Regions from separate parts of the Homo sapiens genome. Here region 2 is linked to region 1. The links are chromatin contacts, found by Hi-C or POLR2A ChIA-PET in ENCODE. All regions are on one chromosome and are shown on one strand. The core of a region is the stretch at or near the end of the contact, and the rest is flanking DNA. Distances in the headings are between cores, read along the strand shown.

Evidence for each region. Hi-C counts contacts between places; a loop is a spot of excess contacts on that map. ChIA-PET counts read pairs that join two places held with the same protein, here RNA polymerase II (POLR2A). Pooled maps may share reads with other maps.
Region 2: a loop to region 1 is called in a map of endothelial cell of hepatic sinusoid, with 4 times the contacts of the local background. The contact joins two enhancer-like sites. A Hi-C loop is called at or near these places in 3 of 168 maps with a recorded cell type or tissue (endothelial cell of hepatic sinusoid, gastrocnemius medialis and left ventricle myocardium inferior) and 2 of 50 pooled maps. POLR2A ChIA-PET finds 5 or more read pairs at or near these places in 2 of 52 experiments (Panc1 and WTC11).

What each region holds. Positions count from the first base shown.
Region 1 is chr3:129,740,978-129,747,817 of GRCh38, forward strand. The region is part of intron 4 of TMCC1 (transmembrane and coiled-coil domain family 1); the gene reads right to left. Among named protein-coding and RNA genes, the nearest start is that of PLXND1, 140 kb to the left of the region's middle. Within about 2 kb of position 4,419, at least 2 of the 41 ENCODE cell types and tissues checked have a DNase peak (open chromatin) inside an H3K27ac peak, as active enhancers do.
Region 2 is chr3:129,819,847-129,826,686 of GRCh38, forward strand. The region is part of intron 4 of TMCC1 (transmembrane and coiled-coil domain family 1); the gene reads right to left. It also overlaps the pseudogene LOC124906340. Among named protein-coding and RNA genes, the nearest start is that of TMCC1, 70 kb to the right of the region's middle. Within about 2 kb of position 3,030, at least 2 of the 41 ENCODE cell types and tissues checked have a DNase peak (open chromatin) inside an H3K27ac peak, as active enhancers do.

The DNA of each region.
Region 1 (6,840 bases), core at 3,169-5,668:
CAATCTCAGGACTCATTGCCCCTTTGGAATTATACCTTAAGCTTTCATATGTCTAATATGTCTAATAATTTTAGTCTCATTGCTAGTATCCTATTCCCTTTCCATACCCACCCACCAGGATCTATTATCTTTCAAGCAAAAATCATGGTGATATAAAGAAATCAGGAAGAACTGGATTAGAATCACTGCTGTGTTGACTATGACAGTATAACTTTCATAATTACTGAAAACTGGTTTCTTCATCATCAAAAGGAGGATACAGCATCCCTTACATAATTGTTTTGAATAAAGACACATGTACTATCAGCTGCTACTAGTAGTACTGCACTGAATAATTTCCAAATTTCAAATATAATAATCCCTTCTACCTGTATGGCTGTTTAAAAAGTTTCCAAAGTAATTTGACATTATCTCCATTTTATAAAAGAGAAGATTGAGGCTTGCAAAAGTCCTGCATATGTTAGAGCCTCAGTAAAGGCAAGCTACCATTCAGAAGGCCATGATTTATTCAAGGTCACACACCTAATATAGATTATAATTAGAACTAAGGACTTCTGACTCTTCACTAACAATCTTTCTACTACTTTGCCACTGAGTTAATTGTCTCTAATTCTGTGCTGCTATATTTATTTGAAGGAAATAAAATTATAAATTACATTTTTTATGCTCGATCTCTGCTTTAACTGCTTTCTGTTGGCTTTATCTTATAAATTTAGAGCAGCTCTCATATACTTAAACTTGTCTCCATTTCTCCACACACTTATTATAATCACTGAAGATTCCACAACTTATTAAACAGAAGAGGTTGAGATCATCAGTTATATCTTAACAGACTTCTACCACTACAACTTCATTCTCTAATTCCGTATTTTAACTCTTACTTATATACAACACAGGCAAACACCTCTCTGATTCAAATATCTTATCTTAATCTCATATAATTCACATAATTTATCTAGAAACCAGACTGGAATGCTATCATTTCTGCTATTTAAATTCCTCCTTTAAAGACAATGCTGAAGAATCATTTCCTCTGTCAAGATAACTCACAGGGAAAAGATGAATAGTCTTGATCTTTTGGATGAAAGACCTAAATCTAAAACTCTCGTAAGAAAACATGGATGTAAATCTTTGTGACCTTGAATAGTCAATGAGTCTGTTTGTGTTTTTTTCCTGGTCCTTGATTTAGGATAGGCAGTGGTTTCTCAGATATGACACCAAAAACATAAACAACAAAAGAAAAAAAATAGATATGATCAAAATTAAAAACTGTTATGCTTCAAAGGACACCATTAACAAAGTGAAAAGATAAAAACCACAGAGGAAAGAATCTTGCAAATCATACATCTGATAAGGAACTTGTACACAGAATATATAAAAAATTATAAGTCAAAATTGAAAAGACAATCCAATTACAAAATGGACAGAGGACCTGAACAGACAGTTCTTCCAAGATGATTACAAATGGCCAATAAGCACATAAAAAGATGCTCAGCTCATCATTAACCACCAAGGAAGTGTAAATAAAAATGTGATACTACTTCATACCCACTAGGATGGCTATAAAGACAGATAATAATAACAATTGGTAAGAATGTGCAGAAATTGAAACCCTCATATATTGCTAGTGGTAAAAGGTATGGCATGTTTGGAAAATAGTCTGGCAATTCCCTAAATGATTAATCTACTCCTACATGTATACACCCAGGAGAAATGAATAAATGTTTCCACAGATATTCACAGCAGCGTTATTCATACTGTCCAAAAAGTAGAAACAACATAAATGTCCATCAACTGATAAATGGATAAAATGTGACATATCCACATAATAGAATATGATTTTGCAGTAAGAAATGCATTATGACATGGATAAACCTTCAAAACAATGTGCTAAATAAAAGTAGCCAGATCTGAAGGACCATGTATTACATGTTTCTGGAAAGAAGCCAGCCCCAAAGGACGACATATTGTATGATTCCCTTTATAGAAGATGTCCAGAATAGGCAAATCTATAGGGATAGAAAATAGATTAGTAATTGCCTAGTGCCGGGGGAGAATGGGGAGATTGGGCAGTGATGCCTAAGAGGTATGGGGCTTCCTTTTGAGATAATAAAAATGTTCTAAAATTGTAGTAATGGTTGCACTCTGTGAATCTACTAAAAGCCATGGACTGTATACTTTCAATGGGTGAGGTGTATGGTATAAGAATTATATTTCAAAAAGCTCTTTCTAAAAAGTCACTCCTCCATGAAATATTTCCACAGACGAGTCTCACTTGTCAGTTTCCTCATCTTTGAAGCTTCTTAAGAAAAAATTCTTGGTTGAACCAAGTCTCTGAGGATGATTTGCTTGTAGTTTGTACATCTGAACTTAATGATCAACTAAGAATTCTAGAGGGATTGGGATAAGGAAGGAATTAAACATTCCATAAAAGACTACTTTTGTAGAAAAGTGTCATCTGTACTCCATGGTATCGCCTATGGTAAATCTGTGGAATTAAGCAGCTACCCCTCTATATGTTTATGTGAAGTATTCAGAGCAAAAAATTAAATCACAAAGTGACAAGATAGGGTTGTAGTAACATTATACAAATGGCACCATGGAATATGCATGACTGATACCAGAATTAGAAATACTGATAAAATTGTTATATTACAATGAACCATGGATTCTTTTGGATTAAAAAAAGTCTCTTCATTCTAAACAATTTATGACTTATTTTACTAAAAAGGCTACGATAGCTGGCAAATAAGCTAACCTATCTGCAAAATGCCCATTCCTGCTAAAGAAAAAATTCTTGACCCAGAACTTCAAAAATAAAGTTAACTGAAGTCACAACGTGCTTGATATTTATTAACTCATTTTCCAATCAAGTTTTTAAAAATAACTTCACTGTTTTTTAAAAAAATCAGATTTCTTTTCATTCTGGTAGGTGTCATTTGCCAAGTGCACTTGTTTAAAAAAAAAAAAAAGAGTACAGTCATAATAGTATCTAATGAAGCTGTCCACAGTGAAAAGCCTCTTTAATTTCAGTGACACCTAAGAGTATGATTTTAAAATACTTTCTTTGAAATTATGTAAGTTTCTGGATTAATTCTGACTGATATTGTGTTCCATGTACCAAGTTAGATGCAAAATAGATGCTTACATAGCTGATAAGATATCTGAACCTTACAATTTCACCTTTTAACTTTAATACTGGCACCAAGTTAGAGGTCAAGGAGCTCTGGTAGCAATTTCAAGGGAGGACACAGGAGGATGTCAAAAAGATTGGTTGTCGTAGTTTTTAGAAACCTCAATACAACCCATTTAACTTCACCACTTTCTTTTTCCTTTTCTAGTTTTATTTTTAATATAAACAGACAGGGTCTCACTATGTTGCCCAGGCTGGTCTTGAACTCCTGGGCTCAAGCAATCCTCCTAACTCAGCGTCCGAAAGCACTGGGATTACAGGCGTGAGGCACCGCACCCAGCCTCTTTATTATTTTTTAAGAGATGAGGTCTTGCTATGTTGCCCAGGCTGGTCTCAAACTCCTAGGCTCAAGTGATCCTCCCACCTCAGCCTCTCAAGCAGCTGGAACTACAAGCACACACACCTGTGCCCAGCATAACGTCACCACTTTCTAAAGAAAATAGCATGCATACACACACATATATCACCTTCCTTATCATCACCAAGGTTTCCAATCATACATATTTAATATATAATGTTAGTATGGTATGATATACAAAGAGTTTCACATATATTTGATATAATCCTCAGAACAGCTCCAGGAGGCAGTTATAATTACTACCACCCTTCACTCAAAGATGAAACTGAGAGGATGAGAAACTTACTCAAGGTAACAAAGCTGAGAGGTAATAAAGAAGGATTTCAAATCCACGGTTTTCAGCTTACAAAGCCTATCTGTGCCTTGAACTATTATGATGCTTTTTGTTAATCATTTAGAGTACATCAAGAATCTTCCTCACTGCTCCACAGAAGGAAAAATTCACAGTTCAGAAAGTTTAAGAGATTTCTCCATTATCACACAATAATAGAGCAATTTCAAGGGGAGATGTAGACATATTGAGTAATAATGGAGAGAATAAAAATTTCTTGTAAGACATGCACTGCACTGTCATGTGCTAAATGAAATTAAACTAGATTTCAAGGTATCAGCTACCATTTCTGGAGGCACTGCTATCTACTAGGAAGATTTTTATTCAAAAGTACAAAAACAAAGAGAAAAAAACTTCGTTACAATTTTAAACATGCACTCACACTTCTTGAAATTCACTCTTCTCTTGGGCTTGTATGATGAGATTATAAAACATTTTGTTGTCATATCCTACACCAACTGTACACCTTCTCTTGTGAGCACAGAGAATAACACCAACAGCTTCTCAGCCACAGTGCTAAACTGAGCGCTTCACTCCGCAGCTCAGCCTGTGCCAAGAGTAGTTTTGCATTTCTCTAAGCCTACTTGTTTCCACAAGAATCCTCCTCTTCAGAGCAAATGCCCTGATGGGAAATGCTGTATGTTTATAGTTGTGATTGCAGCCACTAGGGCTTGTTGCCAGACATTCTGGATCCTAAGGATCTTAGCCACTCTTTCTCCATTTTAGCTGCACAAAGCATGTCCTTCCCAAAGGAGAGAGAGAGAGAAGCCTTTAAATAGACACAGCTGAATCTTTTCTCATTTTAAAAAAGTAAGATGGGACCAGGCATGGTGGCTCACACCTGTAAATCCCAGCACTTTGGGAGGCCGAGGCGGGTGGATCACCTGAAGTCAGGAGTTCGAGACCAGCCTGGCCAACATGGTAAAACCCCGTCTCTACTAAAAATATAAAAAAATTAGCTGAGTGTGGTGGCACCTGCATATAATCCCAGCTACTCGGGAGCCGAGATTGTGCCACTGCACTCCAGCCTGGGCAACACAGTGAGACTCTCCCTAAAAAAAAAAAAGGAAAGAAAAAAAGCCAGATGGGGTCTTTCTTTGTTGCCCACGCTGGTCTCAAACACCTGGCCTTAAGTGATCCTCCCGCCTCAGCCTCCCAAAGTGCTGGGATTACAGACATGAGCCACTGCACCCAGCCCTGAACCTCTTTCCTTTTTCTCTTTTTAAATCCTTGCAAGGAGGGGGGTAAAAAAAACAACTAAGTACCCTTAGAGAGAAATTAATAAATATGCATATAGCTTTAAAAACTGGTTTAATTTTTTTTTTCCTGAGATGGAGTCCTGCTCTTGTTGCCCAGGCTGGAGTGCAGTGGCGTGATCTCAGCTCACTGCAACCTCCACCCCCCAGCTTCAAGTGATTCTCCTGCCTCAGCCTCCTGAGTAGTTGGGACTACAGGCGTGCGCCACCACGCCCAATTCATTTTTGTATTTTTTTTTTTTTTAAGTACAGACGGGGTTTCACCATGTTGGCCAGGATGGTCTTGATCTCTTGACCTCGTGATCCGCCCGCCTCGGCCTCCCAAAGTGCTAGGATTACAGGTTTAGTTTTTTTTAACTATGCAGACTGATGACTACTGTGTAATATAAAGTATTACAAACCATGGTTCTAAATTTGATCCTGCAAGTAAACTTGGTGATAATGAGCCAAGTCACATTTATACTCTGCCTCACTTGTGCATTTGAATAATAGGTGTTTTCCCCTAAAGGTATTGGGTGGCTTAAGGAAATACAATAAACATTGCTAGCATTCTTAAAAGAGCAAATGGAGCAATATAAGGAATATCTGAAATAAATGCATTCTCAATAGTTTAAAATTCCCTATACCTAATTCCCCTATATTCTTTACAAGGTTGGGGTAAGAGTCTGTTGTGTTCAGTATTACATCACCAGCACCCTGTGCAATGCCCTGAACACAGCAGGCACTCCACTGGAGATAAGAGTGTGGAGGAGCAGAAAGAACACCTACTACCTTACTTGGCCTCTTGCTAGTTTTTTAACATTGGGCAACCTTTTTAATCCCAATCTCAGTTTCCTCATCAGCACAACAGGATAATAATTACTTTGTATCATTGTTGGGAGAATAAATCATTGCTGTGAAAATGAATCAATGTATAATAGTACTTTTTCTTCTAGGCATTAAAAGGTATTCAATAAAATGTTAATTCCTCATATATATGAAGACTGATTTAAAACCTACATTTAATTAGGCCACACATGCTCTATTAACGTAAGCTGCAGGAGGATTTCTAAAAATAAACTCAGAGTCCCCTCAGTTACATATATATAAAAAAAAGTTCAACATTTTTTGCATCACAAACCCCTCTGAGAATTTAATGAAAACTATGCATTCTTTCTCCCGAAAAAAAATTCACACACATGCAAATTTACATATAATCCGAGGAAATCCATGGACCATATGGTTCTTTTCAAAGCTCAGCAAAGTCTGGCAACACTTCAGGAGTATATACATAATATTTGGCTCCATTTATAAACTTATATACCTTCATTTTAAGCTATATTGTTTCAAAATTATTTATAAATTACTTCGATAATTTAAAATATTTTAAAATTGAAACAACCACAATATTCCTATCTAATACCACAAGGTTTATTGTAGTTTTCTTCCTTTCCATATTTGGAACTCTCTTATTACTATGAGAAACCTGCTCTCATCACCCTCACTGTATTTATCAATCCCTCTCCTTCCATATGTAACCAATCTTCTATCTCTGCAGCTACCACCTCCCTGGTGTAGATGTCAACCTCATCCCACTTGGGCTCTGAAACTCCACACTAAGGAACTTCACTGCACCATGGATTCCCTTCTCACCCAACATGAATCCGACCCCTTATCATCACGCTGTACAGCTGCACAGACCCATTCCTTCCCCCTCACATCC
Region 2 (6,840 bases), core at 1,780-4,279, 77 kb after region 1:
ACAAAAACTCGTGAAACACTCCATATTTTTTATGGACGTTGGGGTCCTTAGTGAATTGTTGAAACCACAAATTTAATGGTGTGTGCCACCAAACCCAGCTAAGAATCTACTTGACGTCAAGTTTCCCAGTGGAACCCAGGAAGGCTACGGATTCATTTAATATCCCAAGGAACCTCAGAATTTCTTATCTAGAAGGTGTTTATGCCATTCCTTAGATGAGCCTTCTCCTTGAACTATCTATTTCAGGCCTTGAAGACGCCTACTAGATTATTCTTGGCAAGACCTACAGTAGCAAAGAGCAGTGGTCAAAAGCATGACTTCTAGAGCTAAAAAGACTTGGTTCTGACATCCATTACAAACTTCTTACCAATTGTGTAAACATGGTAAGTCATTCCAACTTCATCTTGTTTCTTCACTTATAAAAATAGAGATAGTAATACTTCACAGTACAGTTGTTTGTAGTGAGAATTCACTACTGTATCCCAAACACTTAAAATGCCTGGATCAAAAAATGTTAAATTAAAAAAATATATATATATATCCCAAGGACTAAGGATTATTAGTCTGGAGAAGGGATTATTCAGGAAGAGACACAATGTGAAGGCAATTCATGCCTGCAGAGGCATTACATATTCTGATTGGCCCTAACTGGAGAAATACAGGGTACCAGATTCAGATTAATATATTAGATTTGTCTAACAGAGGCACAAGTAGAATAGGCTGCTTTGGGAGATTCTGAGAGGCCAGACAACCGTTTAGGGAGAATGTTAGAGAGCTATAAATGAAAACGACTGTAGAAATCTCTCCCAATATGAGATTTGTGTTAAAGAAAGGCTCAAAAGGAGAAGTGGAACTTTCTTAGGACAATGCTCCAGCACTCTTATCTTACCCTTCCCAGATGGTTATAGCAACTTGGCAGGAAAAAAACAACAGAATTAAAAACAATCGATGCTATTAACCACCAGATTATAGGCCAGTAAAACTGCATGGAAGCAAAGATAAACCAGCCAATTACCTCTCACTTCCTACTTTTAAGCACTGTTCAGAGGTTAGTAAGAGGTGGCGACTTCCAGCAATTTCATTGTGGCCTTTTGATAGTACATAAGGAAAGCAGTGGGAAACTTACTTTTTTCTTTCATCTAAGTTTCTACTTCAAGAGTTAATTATGAAGCCTCAAATCTTGCTTCAATTTTAACTAAGACCAACTGTTCAAGTTTTTTTCTTATGTGTTTTAGGAAAATTACTTGGCAGATTACCGACTTTTTGACAGCCTGTATCATTCTAAGATCTATATTCTCTGCCTTTATATTACACTCCCCACACTAAGTACATGATAAAAGCTATCAATATTGAGGCATCTGTGCTGTAGATGTGTAGATGTAGATGTAGATGTGTACATGTGCAAAGAGCTTAGACTCAGCCATGAACTAGCTCTCTGGTCTTAGACAAGTTTTAAAATTTTCCCTAAGCACTAATTACTTCATTTTTTTTTAAAGGTATTGACCTGCCCCAAAATACTCACATGCAAATTAAACTGCAAAGTATACATGGAAAGGATCTTACATACATTAGACACTCAAATATTTGTTAAGAATGATCTGATATAATGATATAAAAACAAATTCACTTCAACAAAATTCTTGCAAAGAATACTATCAACTACATGGAAAAGATTCCCAATTAAAGTTCATTTTATGAGTTCATTAAAATTCAGCATTTCCAGGGCAGGTTTCTTGGTGTCTTAAGGCAATAAGATAACAGAGGGATGATTCTCATCGTCATCACTCTTTCTTACTATAACTCTGCAACATTTTATGTGGTTAGTAAGAAACTTTAATTATGGGCCCTGTTTTCCATCCCACCCTCAAACTCACAATGCAGAAATAACTCCATGAAGACTATTTAACCAGCCATCTCACTAAATATAAGAGTCCGTGGCCACATGCAGTGGCTCACACCTGTAATCCCAGCACTTTGGGAGGCTGAGGCGGGTGGATGACTTGAGCCCAGGAGTTCAAGACCAGCCTGGGCAACACCGCAAAACTCCTCTACAAAAAAATACAAAAATTAGCCGGGTGCAGTGGCACTCACCTGTGGTCCCAGCTACTTGAAGAGGCTAAGGTGGGTGGTCACTTGAGCCTGGGAAGTCGAGGCTGCAGTTAGCTGTGATCACACCACTACACTCCAGCCTGGGTGACAGAGTGAGACCCTGTCTCAAATATAAATACATATATTTATATATATTTATGAGGCCTTATTTTTTAGGCATTGTAAATAACTATTTTGTTATTATTTTGTTTAGACATCTGAGAATCCAGGATGTCACTGTTCATATTTTAATGATGAATGGGATTAAAATAACTTTAGGGAATCATTTCAGTATTTGATATCTACTGTTACCCGTCTGAAAATGATGGCAAAAGTTGTTTAAAAGTAATAACATAAGAACCAGGCATGGTGGCACATGCCTATAGTCCTAGCTACTCAAGAGACTGAGGTGGGAAAATCCCTTGAGCCCAGAAGTTTGAGGATGCAATGAGCCATGATTGCACCACTGCACTCTAGCCTGGGCATTAGAGCAAGACCCCAACCCCATCTCAAAAAATACATAATAACATAAGAAACCAGAGGTAGTGATGAAATCAGTCTTTGTCACTGCTCTTAGATTTCTGCCTTCAAACAAGCTGATCTAGCAACCAATCTTTGAAAAAAGGAAAAACTTTCCTTTCCCCTTTTCTTATTTCCTGCTTGAAAGAACTGGTGTTCTTCAATTCTCTGGCATTCTTCAATTCTCTGGCATGCTCAACCAGGTAAAGAGGCAAGAATGCTGAACACAAAACAAGAGGGAACCCAGGGATCTGGTCCTGGTATCACTCATAATTAACTGTATAACTTCAGGCAGGTTTTTAACATCTCTGGACCTGTAAAATCAGGAGTTTGATTAGAATTAATCAAAGTAGCTTAATAGGCCTAACAGTCTATGAGTCTGGTAGTCACTTGGCAGCAGCCAGTGATCTTCTGACTAGAAATCATTTGTGGTGCAAGGGACTCATTTTGCAACTCAAGACTTTTGAATTCTTAGCTTCCTCATTATTACAGTTTTGAAATCTGAGTCAGGGTTTCTTATCCCAGTAAGATGTTACTATGACAAAATAAAAAGATTTGCCATAACTTTAATTTTTAAAATAAAACATTTTAGGCCAGCGCAGTGGCTCAGGCCTGTAATCTCAGCACTTTGAGAGGCTGAGGCAGGTGGATCATTTGAGGTCACGAGTTCAAGACCAGCCTGACAAACATGGTGAAACCCCATCTCTACTAAAAATATAAAAATTATACAGGCGTGGTGATGTGCGCCTGTAATCTCAGCTACTTGGGAGGCTGAGGCAGGAGAATCGCTTGAACCCAGGAGGTGGAGGTTGAAGTGAGCCGAGATCACGCCACCGCACTCCAGCCTGGGCAACAAGAGCGAAATTCCATCTCAAACAAAACAAAACAAAAATAACATTTTATATATTTAAAATTTTGTTTAGGAACATATTCCCAAAGTTGATATATATACAAAGTGAGAGACACCTATTAACGCATAATGTATATTAATTGTGACCCTGAAGTACAAAAGTTCAAAAATAAAATCTAGCCTGCTCACATTGACCAACAGGATCATAGGCTATGATAACATCAAAATAAGTCAATTTTTAACAAACACCGACTTAGTTCAACATTGGGCTAACTTGCCAAAGTTGTCTTTCTTGAGAAAAAATGCTGTACTGAGATCCCTGAAAAACAAACAAACAAACAAACAAAAAAACAGTCTGCAATAGTAATTACCTTACACAAAACACAATCTTGGCCTATCCCTCCGTCTATCTATCTATGACTCTTTGGAAGCAAGACCTTATATTAGCGTTCTGGATAAACCAAAGAGTAGTGGACTTTGGATACTAAAATTCTCCTCCTCTACTCCTAAGATTCAAAGCTATTGATAAAGTACCCAAATCTCTGATGAATAAAAGAGAAAAGCAGAAATTAGGTCACATACTATATATGTTTAGGAGTCTGATTACCCTAAAGCCTGGACCATTTTGTTGTATAAAGGAAAAAGAGGTTAAAGAGTGAACTCTACTTTCCATTACGTTGAGCCTTCATCATAAAAGGCTCTGAACAGAAAGAAAGTAACTCAGACTTAAAAAACAAACAAATGAACTTTGGCTGGGCGCGGTGGCTCATGCCTGTAATCCCAGCACTTTGAGAGGCTGAGGCAGGTGGATCACTTGAGGTCAGGAGTTTGAGACCAGCGTGGCCAAAATGGTAAAACCCTGTCTCTACTAAAAATACAAAAATTAGCTGGGTATGGTGGTGTGTGCCTGTAATCCCAGCTATTCTGGAGGCTGAGGCAGGAGAATTGCTTGAAACTGGGAGGTGGAGGTTGCAGTGAGCAGAGATCATGCCGCTGCACTCCAGCCTGGGTGACAGAGCGTGACTCTGTGTCAAAAAAAACCAACCAACCAAACAAACAGAAACAAACTTTAAGAAGCATCCCTATGATATTACACTTTGCATAACAAATTTACCAAGGTTAGGAACAGTTAGCTTATCTGTACCTTCACTTCTACTCTTACAAGAACTATATTTGATGCCCACATGAGATCATTAAGGATAATCAAAATATCTTTGGGGCCAATGAATACATATTTATATTAAAGGAAACTCAGTATTGGGGGAAAGGACATAGCCATAAACATTCTGGCTTTCAGAGGTAGGGTCAATAAACCTGTAAGTTACTTGCTTTGGCAATCAAGTTTTGCTACGTAAAGTATCTTTAAGGGAGAACAATGAGAAAGCCAAAATACATCTTCATTTCTAACTTATGCCCACTGTTCCAGTTCCGTATTATTAAAGGCCTATAAGACATTCTCTTCATAGTAGGTGTCAGCCACCCAACTGAAACTAAATGGTTTTCCTTAAAAAATACAATTTTTCAACTGTTTAGTGGAAATGGAAAATATTTTCTGATTCTCCCAAGCAAACTTCAGATTTTAAAATTTTTTATTCTAACATTGTTATCAAATCCTACCTGTTCTTCTATTGTCCATTCCACTTCCACAGTTATCAATTCAGCTCAATATTTATAAGAGCACTATCACTATTTAATAGTCACTGTGCTCAAGCTAGCCCACATCCTAATGACTTCCTGTACTAATTAAATTATCACCCCGGGGTTAATCAATGTCCTGTCAGGCATCCATCCCCTCACTTCCACCTACCAATCCTCACCTAGGGCACCACCTGGTGGTCAACAAAATGAATTATCCTTTTCCCCGCTTCATTTCTTCCCCACTGGGAGAACAGTACACCTGCATTACTAGTTTTGCTTACAGTTCAACTAATTCAAACTTAGAAATCTTTTTATTTGAACACATACATCTCCCTCAAACTTCTTCCACTTTTCTCTATCTTCCAGGTACAGCCAGGCATTACAAAAATTTCCCTTTCCTTCTGCCTATAAGTAATCCAAAAAGCTTCCCTCATTGCAGCCTAATATACACTGCTTTTCCTAAATCTGGCTATAAATAAGAAGATGATATAGTGAGCTCTGAAGTGATATTAACCTTAATAGAGAACCTGAATCCATAACTTCCAAACTTTCCCTTTAGAAGCTCCGAAGTTTACATCTATCTTTTTTGGTGGGGGTGGGTGGTAGGGGGTTGAGACAGGGTCTTGCTTTGTTGCCCAGCCTGGAGTGCAGCAATAAAAAGGAACAAACTATCAACACATTCAACAACAGTTGAATCAACAACAGTTGAAAAGTATTACACTAAATGAAAGAAGTCAAACACAAAAGACTGCATGATCTAATTTTTTAGGAAATTCTAGAAAAGGCAAAACTATAGCAATAGAAAGCAGATCAGCGGCTACCAGAGGCCACCGGTTGGGTAAGAGGGACTGACTGCAGCCAAGGGGCATGAGAAATCATTATTTGGGGGTAATGGGAATGTTCTATATAATGACTGTGTTACTATAAAACTACACATTTTTCAAAACTAGTCAAGATGTACACTTAAAACTGGTGGATTTTACTGTAAGCATATGCTAATAAAGTTGACAAAGCATTAAAGAAACAATGTTATGAAAAAAGTTCTCACTTTGCCCTCTTTCTCTTGAAGTTTTCCAATAAAATCTGCTTTACTTACACTTTTTCTTTTTAACATAAAAGTCTATAATCCCAGAATCACTAGCTGTAAATTCCTTAATGTTCTCTGGTAAAGGCTGAAGATTAAGACAAGGTACATAGCTGCACTGTCAATCTTTACTGCCAACTAGTTTGGGTAATCAGTGACCAAATATTCTTTTTATTTCAAAGATAACTAATATAGGCTGGACACGGTGGCTCATGCCTGTAACCTCAGCACTTTGGGAGGCTGAGGTGGATGGATCACTTGAACTCAGGAGTTTGAGACTGGCCTGGGCAACAAGGCAAAATCTCCTCTCTACAAAAAAAAAAAAAAAAAAATTGGCCAGACATGCTGGCATGCGCCTGTAGTACCAGCTACTCAGGAGGCTGAGGTGGGATGATCACCTGAGTCTGGGGAGGTTAAGGCTGCAGTGAGCCACGATCACACCACTGCACCCCAGCCTAGGTGACAGGGTAAGACCCTGTCTCCAAAAAAAATAAAATGAATATACACATAAATATGTGGTACTTTTCCCCATTTAAATTTTTTGAATTTTAATTCACATCATTATTTTGACAGGTTTAAAGTGATTTACTGTCCATTATCTATATGTTTTAAATATCATATTTAGGTAGGAAAGGTTTAAAGTTCTAGACTCAATATTTAT